Regions from separate parts of the Homo sapiens genome. Here region 2 is linked to region 1. Evidence: chromatin contacts called from ENCODE Hi-C or POLR2A ChIA-PET data. All regions are on one chromosome and are shown on one strand. The core of a region is the stretch at or near the end of the contact, and the rest is flanking DNA. Distances in the headings are between cores, read along the strand shown.

Evidence for each region. Hi-C counts contacts between places; a loop is a spot of excess contacts on that map. ChIA-PET counts read pairs that join two places held with the same protein, here RNA polymerase II (POLR2A). Pooled maps may share reads with other maps.
Region 2: a pooled map shows a loop between it and region 1 (2.0-fold over the local background). The contact joins two enhancer-like sites. A Hi-C loop is called at or near these places in 2 of 50 pooled maps. POLR2A ChIA-PET finds 5 or more read pairs at or near these places in 2 of 52 experiments (AG04450 and Panc1).

Annotation. Positions count from the first base shown.
Region 1 is chr7:74,099,284-74,106,064 of GRCh38, forward strand. LIMK1 (LIM domain kinase 1) reads left to right here. Exons shown (of 16, transcript NM_002314.4): 6 at 6,592-6,697. Among named protein-coding and RNA genes, the nearest start is that of LIMK1, 19 kb to the left of the region's middle. RefSeq lists enhancers at 1,330-1,399, 6,191-6,691. Within about 2 kb of position 1,833, at least 6 of the 41 ENCODE cell types and tissues checked have a DNase peak (open chromatin) inside an H3K27ac peak, as active enhancers do.
Region 2 is chr7:73,976,523-73,983,490 of GRCh38, forward strand. No RefSeq gene overlaps it. Among named protein-coding and RNA genes, the nearest start is that of ELN, 48 kb to the right of the region's middle. RefSeq lists an enhancer at 2,597-2,891. Within about 2 kb of position 2,794, at least 5 of the 41 ENCODE cell types and tissues checked have a DNase peak (open chromatin) inside an H3K27ac peak, as active enhancers do.

The sequences.
Region 1 (6,781 bases), core at 583-3,082:
GTTGATGTGGGTGGCAGAGTCTGGCACTGGGGGCCCTGAAAATGAATGGGCGAGTGTTTGGGTACAGATGGGGCCCAGTTCTGACAACCTGGTTTGCCAGATTTCTGGCCCAGTCATTCCTCTGAATACCATTACAAATGCCAGATACAATAAAAAGACATTTTCAACCGGGCATGGTGGCCCACACCTGTAATCTCAGCACTTCGGGAGGCCGAAGTGGGTGGATCACCTGAGGTCAGGAGTTCGAGACCAGCCTGGGCAATGTGGTGAAACCCCGTCTCTACTAAAAATACAAACGTAGCCAGGCATGGTAGTGTGTGCCTATAGTGCCAGCTGCTTGGGAGGCTGAGGCAGGAGAATCACTTGAACCCAGGAGGTGGAGGTTTCAGTGAGCCCCGACTGCCATTGCACTCCAGGCTGGGCAACAAGAGTGTAACTCTGTATCAAAAAAATAAAAATAAAAAAAACACACTCAAAAAATAAAAAGACATTTTCTTTAGTCCATGTCTGATCCAACAAGAAAGAGGAGGAACCAAGTCAAGAATGAGTGAAGAAGCTGGGCGCAGTAACTCACACCTGTAATCTCAGCACTTTGGGAGGCCAAAGTGAGAGGATCACTTAAGGCCAGAAGTTTGAGACCAGCTTGGGCAACATAGCGAGACCTGCATGTCTACAAAAAAAAAAAAAAAATTAAAAATTAGCCAGGCATGGTGAAATCACTGAACACATAAAGGCTGGGCATGGTTGCTCACACTTATAATCGAAACACTTTGGGAGGCTGAGATGGGAGGATCACTTGAGGCCAGGAGTTCGAAACCAGCCTGGGAAACATTGTAGTCACAGCTACTTGGGAGGCTGAGGCAGAAGGATCTCTTGAGCCCAGGAAGTGGCTACAGTGAGCTATAATTGCACGACTGCACTCTAGGCTGGGCAATGGAGCAAAACCCTGTCTCAAAAAAATGGGGCAGGGCTGATAAAGATTAGATTACTGTGTGACTTTGAGCAGCTGCTTTCTCTCTAGGCTTTGGGGGTCTGTTTGAACAATGAGGGAGTTGGATACCTTGGAGCTTTCTAAGATTTCTGTGGCGCCTTTATTGACACCTTGAGAAGTAGCATGCAGTGTTTCTACTTTTGGGCAATTGGTCACTTCTTTTTTTTTGAGACAGTCTCACTCTGTCGCCCAGTCTGGGGTGCAGTGGTGTGATACCAGCTCACTGCAACCTCCACCCACAAGGTTCAAGCAATTCTTGCACCTCAGCCCCCTGAGTAGCTGGGACTACAGGTGACCACATGTGGCTAATTTTTGTATTTTTAGTAAAGACAGGGTTTCACCATGTTGGCCAGGCTCGTTTCAAACTCCTGGGCTCAAGTGATCCTCCCTTCTCGGCCTCCCAAAGTGCCGGGATTACAGGTGTGAGCCACCGTGCCCGGCCCAAGTGCTAGCTTTCTCTCTCTCTTTTTTTTTTTTTCGAGACGGAGTCTCGCTCTGTCGCCCAGGCTGGAGTGCAGTGGTGTGGTCTCGGCTCACTGCAAGCCCCGCCTCCTGGGTTCACGCCATTCTCCTGCCTCAGCCTCCCGAGTAGCTGGGACTACAGGCACCTGCCACCATGCCCGGCTAATTTTTTTTTTATATTTAGTAGAGACAGGGTTTCACCATATTAGGCAGGATGGTCTCGATCTCCTGACCTCGTGATCCGCCCGTCTCGGCCTCCCAAAGTGCTGCGATTACAGGCATGAGCCACCACGCCCGGCCCTACCAAGTGCTAGCTTTCATTTGACGCAGTGAATGTTTCTTGTACACCTGGCAGGTGCCTGGCACTGCATAGGCACTGTTGAGATGTGAAGGTGGCCCTGGGGACAGAAAATTATACTGGGCTTGACTGTGTGTCTCCATCCCTTGACATCAGCCAAGCCAGCAGCTGCTTTACATACATGATGAGCAGACAGCTGCTTGAAAGAGATGAGGAAACTCCCAGACCAACGGCTCTTACCAGAGGGCCAAGGGAGGTCCCCACAGAGTCAGAGGCTGCAGCTGGTCCCTGAAATCCAGGCAGAATTTTAGAAATGAAGACAGTCAGCTGGGTGCAGCGGCTCATGCCTGTTATCTCAGCCACTTCGGAGGGCTGAGGTGAGAGGATTGCTTGAGCCCAGGAGGTGGAGGCTGCAGCAAGCTATGATGACACCATGCATTCCAGCTTGGGCGACAGAGCGAGACCCTATCTCTAAAATAAAAATGAAGAAGACAGTTAATGACGTCTCCTCCCTGTCTGCCTCACTGGGTAAGCATTCGCCCAGCCAACATCTGGAACATCCCAGTTCTGCAAAGAGCCACACCCTTCCCAGAAAGAGCCCAACTTGCCAAAGATTTACTTATTTGTTTTAAACTGGTTTTAGTTGACCGCTTTTCATTTTGTGTATAGCAGCGTTTTAAGGAAGGTCTAATTTATCCAGGCCACCTGCTGCTTTAGCAAACCAAGGGAGAGGATGTGAGATTCTAAGGAATTTACATATGTATGTCATATATATATATATATATATATAGACACACAATTTTTTTTTGAGACAGGGTCTTGCTCTGTCATACAGGCTGGAGTGCAGTGGCACAATCATAGCTCACTATAGCCTCAGATGCCTGTGCTCAAGCAATCCACTCACCTCGGCCTCCTGAGTAGTGAGACTACAGGCACACACCACCACACCCAGCTAATTTTTTAATTTTTTGTAGAGACTGAGTCTTGCTGTGTCGCCCAGGCTAGTCTTGAACTCCTGGGCTCAAGCAATCCTCCCACATTGGCTTCCCAAAGTGCTAGGATTACAAGCGTGAGCCACTATGCCTGGCTTATTTTTAAGGTTATATGCATGCAAAGCCTGTATCAATGAAAATATTTTCTTTGGTTTTTTTCAACTTTTCATCTTCGCATTTTGCAGATTTATAGAAAATTTGCTAAAATAATAAGTCCATTGAATACATACACACCCTTCACCAAGGTTCACCAATTCGTAACTGCCATATTTGGGAGTTATATGTGTGTCTCTCTATATATACATATATGGATACAGATACATATACATGTTTAGTGACTTGTTTATATTTGTACATACATGTACATGTTGTTATTTATTGATCGTTTGGGAGTAAGTTGCAGGGATCATTGACTCCCCCACAATTATGCTAGATATTCTCAAAAGAAGGACCTTCTCTTTTTTTTTTTTTTTTTTGGAGACAGGGTATCACTGTCATTGAGGCTGGAGTGCAGTGATGCGATCACAGCTCACTGCAGCCTCAACCTCCCAGGCTCAAGTGATCCTCCCACCTCTGCCTCCCAAGTAGCTGGGACTACAGGCACGGGCCACCACGCCTGGCTAGGCATTCTGTTATGTAATTATCAATTGTATCTTATAGTTCAGTGATCACATTTTGGAAATGTAACATTGATACCATTATCTAATACACAGACCATATTCAAATTTTGCCTATTGTCTCTATACTGAACTACTGAGCTGTCCTTTATAGCAATCTCCCCCTCATCCACAGTCCAGTCCATGATCAACATTGCATTTAATCGTCATGTGTCATCAGTATCTTTTTTTTTTTTTTTTTTGAGACGGAATTTTGCTCTTGTTGCCCAGGTTGGAGCGCAATGGCGCAATCTTGGCTTATTGCAACCTCCGCCTTTGGGCTTAAGTGATTCTCCTGCCTCAGCCTCCTAAGTAGCTGAGATTACAGGCGTGCACCATTATGCATGCCTAATTTTTGTATTTTTATTAGAGACGGGGTTTTACCATGTTGCCCTGGCTGGTCTTGAACTCCTGACCTCAAATGATCCACCCACCTCAGCCTCCCAAAATGCTGGGTTTACAGGCATGAGCCACTGCGTCTGGCCATTTCCTCAGCCTTTCATTGCCCTTCATGATCTTGACATTTTTGAAGTGTACAGGCCAGTCATTAAAGTAAAATGTTTTTCCTTTTTTTTTTTTTTTTTTTTAAAAAGAGACAGGGTCTCACTGTGTTGCCCAGGCTGGTCTCAGACTCCTAGGCTCAAGTGATCCTCCCGCCTCAGCTTCCCAAAGTGCTGGGATTACAGGCGTGAGCCATCGTACCTGCCCTCGCATTTGGGTTTGACTGATGTTTCCTCTTAGGGAGACAGGCTCTGCAGGTTTGGCCTGATACTGCATAAGTGATCCTCTGTCCTTCCGAGTGGATCTTGCCAGGAGACATATGATGTCAGTGTGCCCTTTGCTGAGGATGTTCACTTTGATTACTTGTTTTTTCTGTACTGTAAGGATTTTTTTCCCTTTGTCATCAATAAACCATTTGTGAGATTTGAGTCTGTAAATATCCTGTTCCCAAAAACCCTTCCCCAAATGATTTGAGCATCTATTGATGATTCTTGCCTGTAGCGATTATTACTAGGGTGGCTACCAAATGCTGAATTTCTAACTCTGTTCTTCCTTCTGCATTTGTTACTGTAAGGAAGAGCTTCTCCCCCATACGAGAATAGTCTTTTTGTTTGCTTGGTTGTTTTTTTGAGATAGGGTCTCACTCTGTTGCCCAGGCTGGAGTGCAGTGACATGATCATAGCTCACTGCAGCCTCGACCTCATGGGCTCAAGCGATCCTCCTGCCTCAGCCTCTCGAGTAGCTGGGACTACAGGCAGCACCACCATGCCTGGCTAATTTTTTATTTTTTGTAATGGTGAGGTCTCACTATTTTGCTCAGGCTGGTCTCGAACTCCTGACCTCAAGTGATCTTCCCACCTCAGCCTCCCAAATAGCTGGGATTACAGGAGTGTGCCACCATGCTCAGCTAATTTTCTGTAAAAAATGTCATAGAGATGGGGTCTTGCTATGCTGCCCAGGCTGGTCTCAAACCCCTAGTCTCAAGCAATCCTCCCACCTTGGCCTCCCAAAGTGCTGGGATTCCAGGCATGAGCCACCACACCTGGCCCTGTTTTTCTTAAAGTTCTCAGTCTCCTCTCTGCCTTACCCCCATCCCCTTTTCCATCTCCAGGACCTAGGGCAGAGACAAAGTGAGCATTCCCTAAAAAGCTTTTATGAGGCAAAATGAAAACCAGCTCACGCCTATAATCCCAGCACTTTGGGAGGCCAAGGTGGGTGGATTACCTGAGGTCAGGAGTTCAAGACCAGCCTGACCAACATAGAGAAACCCCATCTGTACTAAAAATACAAAATTAGCCAGGCATGGTGGCACATGCCTGTAATCCCAGCTACTCAGGAGCCTGAGGCAAGAGAATCACTTGAACCTGGGAGGCGGAAGTTGCAATGAGCCGAGATCACTCCATTGCACTCCAGCCTGGGCAACAAGAGCAAAACTCTGTCTCAAAAAAAAAAAAGAAAAGAAAAGAAAACCAGGTCCCTAACACCGAAGAGTTAAAAGAAATAAGTAAATTTGGCAAATTGGTCTTTTTGTGAGTTAGCTTATAGGCAACTGATCGAGGGTCTCTTTCCCGTCTTCACCCTGCAATTGTGGCTCAGGGCAAGCTGCCAGCTCCCTCCTGCCAATGCAGGAGCAATAGAGCTTGGCCTCCTCTTGCAGGGCGAGTTTGGGAGTCAGATATGAAGCCACTAATCCGGGACCTTTTTGGGACCCAAGGCACTCATCTGCCCCAAGCATACCAGGCAGGCCAGGTGCAATGACTCATGTCTGTAATCCTAGCACTTTGTTTTTGCGACGGAGTCTCGCTCTGTCCACCCAGGCTGGAGTGCAGTGGCAGAATCTTGACTCACTGCAACCTCCACCTCCCAGGTTCAAGCAATTCCTGCCTCAGCCTCCCAAGTAGCTAGGACTACAGGCGCCCACTGCCACGCTCGGCTAATTTTTGTATTTTCAGTAGAGACGGCGTTTCACCATGTTGGCCAGGCTGGTCTCAAACTCCTGACTTCAAGTAATCCATCCACCTTGGCCTCCCCAACTGTTGGGATTACAGGTGTGAGCCACTGCGCCCGGCCAGTCCTAGCCCTTTGGGAGGCTAAGGCGGGCGGATTGCATGAGCTCAGGAGTTCGAGACCAGCCTGGGAAATGTGGTGTAACCCCGTCTCTACTAAAAATACAAAAAAAATTAGCTGGGTGTGGTGGTGTGCACCTGTAATCCCAGCTACTCAGGAGGCTGAGGTACGAGAATCGCTTGAACTCAGGAGGCAGAGGCTGCAGTGAGCTGAGATTGTGCCATTGCACTCCAGCCTGGGTAACAGAGTGAGATTCTGTCTCCAAAAAAAAAAAAAAAAAAAATTCGAGACCAAACATACCTGGGATTTGGAAGGATAGATCTGTTCCCCCAGGGTGGAGACAATGGTCCATTGAATGGGAACAGCTGAGCATCTTGTGTGGGTGGCCAGTGCCTACAAGCGTGCCACCTTTCTCCAGCTCACACCTGTGGCAGACATCAGTAATTGATTACAGAATTCCTCCCCTGAAACCAGAACTCGGTGTTCTGGCCATCTGCTACTTCCCAGTCACACGAAGTAGAATCCTCCACCTGCTCACCCTGGATCTGGTGCCCTTCGCCTTGGTTTCCTGTTGGGGCTCTGAGGGACAGGTGGGCACTGGCCTGACCCCTGCCTTACCCACAGAGTGGATCCGGGCTGCATGAGCCCAGATGTGAAGAATTCCATCCACGTCGGAGACCGGATCTTGGAAATCAATGGCACGCCCATCCGAAATGTGCCCCTGGACGAGGTACGGTCCTGAGTCTGTGGGGCAGGACGGGAGGTAGTGCCTTCATGCCTAGCCCCCTCCCCACTCCACCCCCATTCACATGCC
Region 2 (6,968 bases), core at 1,544-4,043, 120 kb before region 1:
GAACCTGGGAGATGGAGGCTGCAGTGAGCTGAGATTGCACCACTGCACTCCAGCCTGGGTGACAGAGCAAGACCCTGTCTCAAGAAAATAAAAACAAACCCTGTTTTATGGAGCTGGACAGAAAAGTCCTCAGGAGGCCCAGAACTTTCTGTAGCAAATGCAAAGGGGATGGCACTCACCCTGATATTCCCAGAAACGATCAAGAGACCCAGGGCTGCCCCTCAGGACCATCTCCAGGAAACAAAGTCAAAGGCAGTTCTCAGACAGCCTGAGGCCACGGAGGGGCTGGGTAGTCCTAGCCAGGGAGGGTGATTCGAGGTCGCACGTTGGCCCTGGATGGTTTGATGGAAAAGGAGGGTAGCCCTTCCCAGCTCTAGAAATTCAGGACTGGAGTGGTCATATTGCCGCTGGGCGGTCCTGGGCTGAGGCACCCGCACTGGTCCCCTGGTTGAGGTATAGACCAGAGACCACAGTTGGAAGGGATTCTAACTCTAGGGCCGAGGGGAGGGAGCGCGGGGACTGTGCAGGAGGACGCCTCCACCCCCGCAGTGCGTGTGCAAGATGGCAGGGCTCTGCAGCGCTTTCTCATTCTTTATGGTGTGCTGACAGCCAGGCAGAGCTGCAGAACACTTCCTAAGCCCATCTCTGTCCCTCGGGACTGGAGTTCTAAAGGCTGGCCATGGCGGTCAGATGACTATCCCCTGGGGCTCCCGAAAGCAGGGCCAGAAGGTTTGCAAACTCCTGGAAGACATCGATTCACAGGGCCACCTGCCCAGGGCTCCTCCCTGTGCAGGCGGGGGCTGAATTCCCAGGGTACCCCCAGCCCTGCTCAGAGCTGCAGCCTCTGTACCCCTGTGGCCCCCCAGGGCACCCCACCTTGCACCAGTCCCTGGAATCTGCACACTGGAGAACAGCCCCGGGCCCTCTGGGGCTGGCTGAAGAAAGGGCAGGTGGGACAGTAGTGGCTGAAAAGGGAGAAGTGTTGCCCCAAGGACATGGCACCCAGGACGTGGACATGGGGCAACCATCTCCGGGGCTTTCTGACCCTTTCTAACCCATTTCCACAGATCTGAGCCGGCAGGGGCCTCCCCCGAGAGACCTTCAGAGCCTGGGGTGATCAGGCTGGATTATCCTCTCTCCCTGTTCCCCCCACCTGGCTGCTGCAGACCTGAGAAACTTCCACCTGTCTCATACCAGCTGAGGGTGTCTGAGCAGCTGACATCAACCCCACAGATCTCCTGGACTGTGCTGGAAGGTACAGACAGGCAGGGAGGTTTCCCAATGGGTCAGGAGACCCTGACCCCATAAATCAACTGATCCTCAAGAGACAGGCTGGAGGGAGGGATGGTTCTAGAGAACCTGGCTCCTTGTTCTTCCCTGTGACAAAATCTGGCACCAGGAAGAGTTTAAGTGTGCAGGTGTGTGTGTTCAGGCATGTGTGTGCAGGCGTGCGTGTGCAAATGTGTGTGCAAGTGTGTGTGCAGGCATGCGTGTGCAAGTGTGTGTAGGCATGTGTGTGCAGGTGTGCGTGTGCAGATTGTGTGTGCAGGTGTGCGTTTGCAAGCGTGTGTGTGCAGGCATGTGTGTGCAGGTGTGCGTGTGCAGATTGTGTGTGCAGGTGTGCGTTTGCAAGCGTGTGTGCAGGCATGTGCGTGCAGGTGTACATGTGGAGGCATGTGTGGTCAGGCATGCATGTGCAGGTGTGTGCGTGTGCAGGTGTGCGTGTGCATGAACATGACTGTAAACTGGGTGCCCTTTCCCCTTCAAGCCTGTGGGTCTCAGTCCAGAGTCCACAGACAGCGTTAGAGCCTTGCCTGTGACTCAGAGGCAGGCCTTTCTCAAGCCGCCGTGCCGCCGGGTCGGGGGGAGGTCTGGGCCATGTGGCTACATCTGGGAGTCCAAGTTCAGGGCCAAGGATGGGCAACCAGCCCGTGCTCCCCGGTACACACCCATGTCCAACATCGCTCTCAGATGGCCCACCTTTCAGAGGAAGGAGGACCGGAGTTTGCAGGTCTTGGGAGAGTCCATGAAACACTGATACATACATTTATGTTCTTCCAAATCTGTAACAAAGCACACGAAAGAGAGAGCCTGCATTTCACGCATCTTAAACCACAGCCATGGAGCCCGTGCAGCTCATTCCCATTTATCATCCTTCCTGTGCACTAGAAACGTTCTGCGTCTCCACCAAACCCCCCATCCCCACCCCGCCCCCCAACCTGGCTTCAACCAGACGCTCGTAAATCTGTTTCTCTTGTTCCACACGAGCTGCCTGGGAAAAGGCCCCATTTGCTGCGTCTGCTCCTCCTTCCAAATGCTCGACGCCTTTGAGATTTTATGATTTCGGGTTATTGACTTGGCCTCCTGGGTCCCCCGTGGTAGGCGGCTGTTTGGGAGAGCGGCTGGAGGCTTTGGGTGACCTCAGGTTCACCCCTTGCCTAAACAGCGTTGGGGAGATGGTGCAAAAGACCTGCTGCTGCTGGCGGGTCCCGGGGCCTCATGTGGGAGCTCCTTATGGGGGCACAAACCCTGACCTGGGGCTAGCCTTCTGTGTCCCAACTCAGGCCCTGCACCCCACCCATTCTGAGCTTCTGGGCTCATTTCTCCCCAACTTCCTGAATCTGTGTTGCCAAAACCTCAGCTTCTGCTTCCCTTCCCAGCCTTAGCTCCTCCTCCCACTAAGAGCTCCCAAGGGAAACAGCCATGCGGTTGATGCAGGGCAAGGTGTGCAAAGGTCGTTCACTCCACAGCCAGGCCCCAGCCTCATCTGCGTCATGCTGCATGCTGCCACCAAGTGGCGGGGCTGGTTATTAGCTGGTATGGCCTGGAAGGGTGGTGCAGGTGGTTAAATATGTTGATTGACATTCAGAATGAAGGAACACCTGCCTTTGCCTGGAGGAAGCCCAGTCAAGAGGCAGAAGCAGGCAGGCAATACTAGAGCATTCTAAGTCCAGTGTTCAGGGTCACCGTGGCGCACACCTGTAATCCCAGCTCCTTGGGAGGCCGAGACGGGTGGATTGCCTGAGCTCAGGAGTTTGAGACCAGCCTGGGCAACATGGTGAGACCCCGTTTCTACTAAAAATACAAAAAATTAGCTGGGCATGGTAGTGCTTGTAGTCCCAGCTACGCGGGAGGCTGAGGCAGGAGAATCGCTTGAACCCAGGAGGCGGAGGTTGCGGTGAGCCAGGATCATGCCACTGCACTCAAGCCTGGGCGACAGAGCAAGACTTTGCCTTCAAATTAAATAAATGAATAAATAAATAAATCCAGTGTTCAGTAGTGTTCAGCAGGACTTGGGGCTTGGAGGAACCATCAGCCCTATCCAAGGCTCTTGGGGTGGGAAGAGGGGACAGCTTCTAAGTTAACCCCTGAAGGACCTATAACAAACCCCAAAGGTTGTATAGCAGGCGTGTGGCTCACTTGTAGAAATCCCAGGACTTTGGGAGGCCGAGGCAGGCGGATCACCTGAGGTCGGGAGTTCAAGACCAGCCTGGCCAACATGGTAAAACCTCGTCTCTACTAAAAATACAAAAATTAGCCAGGTGTGGTAGTGACTGCCTATAATCCCAGCTACTCAGAAGGCTGAGACAGGAGGATCGCTTGAACCCAGTACACGGAGGTTGCAGTGAGCCAAGATACCGCGCCACTGCACTCAAGCCTGGGCAACAGAGTGAGACACTGTTTCCAAAAAAAAAAAAAGGTTGTAGTGACAGAAAAGATGGATGATGAGTGGTACTTCCAGACAGAACCAGCAGCATAAGGAAAGCCCTCAGGCGAAAGAGACGTTTGATATGTTTGGCAAATGGGTTTTAGTGTCCACAGAACAGGGAGATGAAAGCTGGAGACATGGACTTTGGCCAGTTGTCATCTACAAAGCTGGGCCAGAGGGGCTGAGGTTTGCCTGGGGACAACAGTGTAAGCAGGGGATGACAGGATTAGATTTGAGTTGTAGGCTGGGCGCGGTGGCTCAGCCTGTAATCCCAGCACTTTGGGAGGCCGAAGCAGGTGAATCACTTGAGGTCAGGAGTTCGAGACCAGCCTGTCCAACATGGTGAAAGCCTGTCTCTACTAAAAATACAAAAATTAGCTGGGCATGCTGGTTCATGCCCGTAATCCCAGCTACTTGGGAGGCTGAGGCATGATAATTGCTTGAACCCAGGAGGTAGAGGTTTCAGTGAGCCGAGATCACCCACTGCACTCCAGCTTGGGCAATAGAGCAAGACCCTGTCTCAAAAAAAAAAAAAAAATGGAGTCATAGCAAACCATTCTTCAATGAGGAAAGCCGACTGGGGAAGAAGCTTTCCCCTACCATACGCCATACACCAAAATTAATTCTAAATAGGTCACGTAACTATTTGTAAAAGCTAAAATGATAAAACATTTCCAGAAGAAAACTCAGGGGAAAAAGAATTTTAGTTACTTTGGGCTTGGTAAATACTTTGGAAATACAATACAAAAAGCACAAAGAATACAAAATACACACACACACACACACACACACACACACACACACACAAATTGAACTTTACCCAAACAAAAAACTTTAGCTCTTCAAAGACACTATTTAGAAAATGATAAAGGCCAGGCATGGTGGCTCACACCTGTAATCCCAGCACTTTGGGAGGCCAAGGTGGGAGGATCACTTGAGGCCAGGAGTTTGAGGCCAGCCTGGGCAACTTAGTGAGACCCTGTCTCTAGAAAAAAAAAACTTTTTTTAAGTAGCTAGGTACAGTGGTGTGTGCCTGTAGTCCTAACTACTTGGGAGGCTGAGGCAGGAGGATACCTTGAGACCAGGAGTTCGAGGCTGCAGTGAGCTGTGATTGCACCACTGTACTCCAGCCTAGGTAACCGTGTGATACCCTGTTGAAAGAAAGAAAAGAGGAGAGAGAAAGAAAAGGAAGAAGAAAAGAAGGAAGGAAAGATGGAAGGAAGAAAGGAACAAAGGAGGGAGGGAGTGAAGGAAGGAAGAAAGGAAGGAAGGAAGGAACAAAGGAGGGAGGGAGTGAAGGAAGGAAGAAAGAAAGGAAGGAGAGGGAGGGAGGAAAGGGAGGGAGGAAGGAAGGAAAGAAGGGAGGAGGGAAGGAAGGAAGGAAAAAATGATAAAGAGATGCACCACAGACTGAAATGTTTTTTTCAGTTGTATTTAGACAACTCAATGCTAGGAAGAAAAACAACCCAATTTAAAAATGGGGAAAACCTGGAACTCTCCTTCATGACCGGGGGTTGTGGAAGAAAACACAGCCACTTTTGAAAACCTTTTGGCAGTTTCTTAAAATGCTAATCATACACCTACCAAAAGACCCAGCCACTCCACCCGTAGGTATTTCCCAAACGACGTGAAGACGTCTTTGCACACATTATACATGAATATTCATAGCGGAGTTATTTGCAAAAGCCAAAAACTAAAAACAACCCAAATATCCATCAAGGGGTAAAAGGATAAACAAATCCGGCTATGAGCATATAATGAAACGCGACAGCAATAAAAAAAAGAATGAAACTATTGATACATGCCGCAACATGGATGCGTCTCAAAATCATCACCATGAATGAAAAAAGCCAGACAACAAAAAAGTATGTAAGATTCTGGAAATTGCAAGCTAATCTATAGTGACAGCAAAGCTCATCAGGGGTCCTTTGGGGATAGGCGTGAAGGATTTGGGAGTTAGCAGCATCTCTTCTCGTGGTTCTCAACTTTGGCTGCAGATTAAAATGAGAGCTTGAAAGGTTTTAAAAATAATGATGCCTGGGCTCCACCCCTAGACCAATAGAATGGCCAAGGGTTCTGCCTGGCCTGGAATTTTTCCAATACACCCCTGGAGATTCCAGCCTGTAGCCCAATTGATACTGACCATAGCTGGTAATTGAAGAAAGGGAACAAGGTGAACCGCAGCCCACAGGAGGGTGTGGGGAGTGAGAAGAGAGGAGGACCCAGGACTGAGCCTTAAAAAGCCCCAACTTTAAGGGCTGGAAAAGGGAGAGTAGCGAGAGATGGGAGTAACTGGGGAAGGAGCAGCCTAAAGAGAGGGGAGGAAAATCAGAATGCAGGTCACAGAGTTAAAGAGAAAATGGATTCACAAAGTGGGAAGTTAAGACTAGTGTGAATGCGAGGTCAAGAGATCGAGACCAGCCTGGCCAACACAGTGAAACCCTGTCTGTACTAAAAATATAAAAATTAGCGGGGCGTGGCGGCACGCACCTGTAGTCCTAGCTACTCAGGAGGCTAAGGCAGGAGAGTCGCTTGAACCTGGGAGGTGGAGGTTGCAGTGAGCCAAGATTGCACCACTGCACTCCAGCCTGGCGACAGAGTGAGACTCCGTCTCAAAAAAAAAAAAAAAAAAAAAATTAAAAAACTAGTGTGAGTGGCCGGGTGTGGTGGCTCACGCCTGTGATCCCAGCACTTTGAGAGTGGATCACCTGAGGTCAGGAGTTCGAAACCAGCCTGGGCAACATGGTAAAACCCCATCTCTACTAAAAGTACAAAAATTAACCAGGCGTGGTGGCGCGCTCTGTAGTCCCAGCTACTTGGGAGGCTGAGGTGGGAGAATCACTTGAACCCAGGAGGTGGATGTTGCAGTGAGCCGAGATTGTGCTACTGCACTCCAGCCTGGGTGACAGAGCAAGACTTCGTCTCAAAAAGAAAAAAAAAAAAAAGCTAACATGAAATGCTGCAGCAATTTTGAGTAAAATAAGGAGTGAAAAGGTTCACAAGATTGATCCACAGAAAGGTCATCGGTGAACTTGAGCTGAGGAGTTTTGGTGGAATAGGAGTGATAGAAGCCAGGTTGGAGGGGATGAAGGAGGGAAGTAGTAAGTGAAAAGTGTAAACAGTGAACACAGACAATTCTCAAAATAACTTTACTTTGGGCAGGGCATGGTGGCTCACACCTGTAATCTCAGCACTTTGGGAGGCCGAGGCGGGGAGATTACTTGAGGTCAGGAGTTCAAGACCAGCCTGGGCAATATAG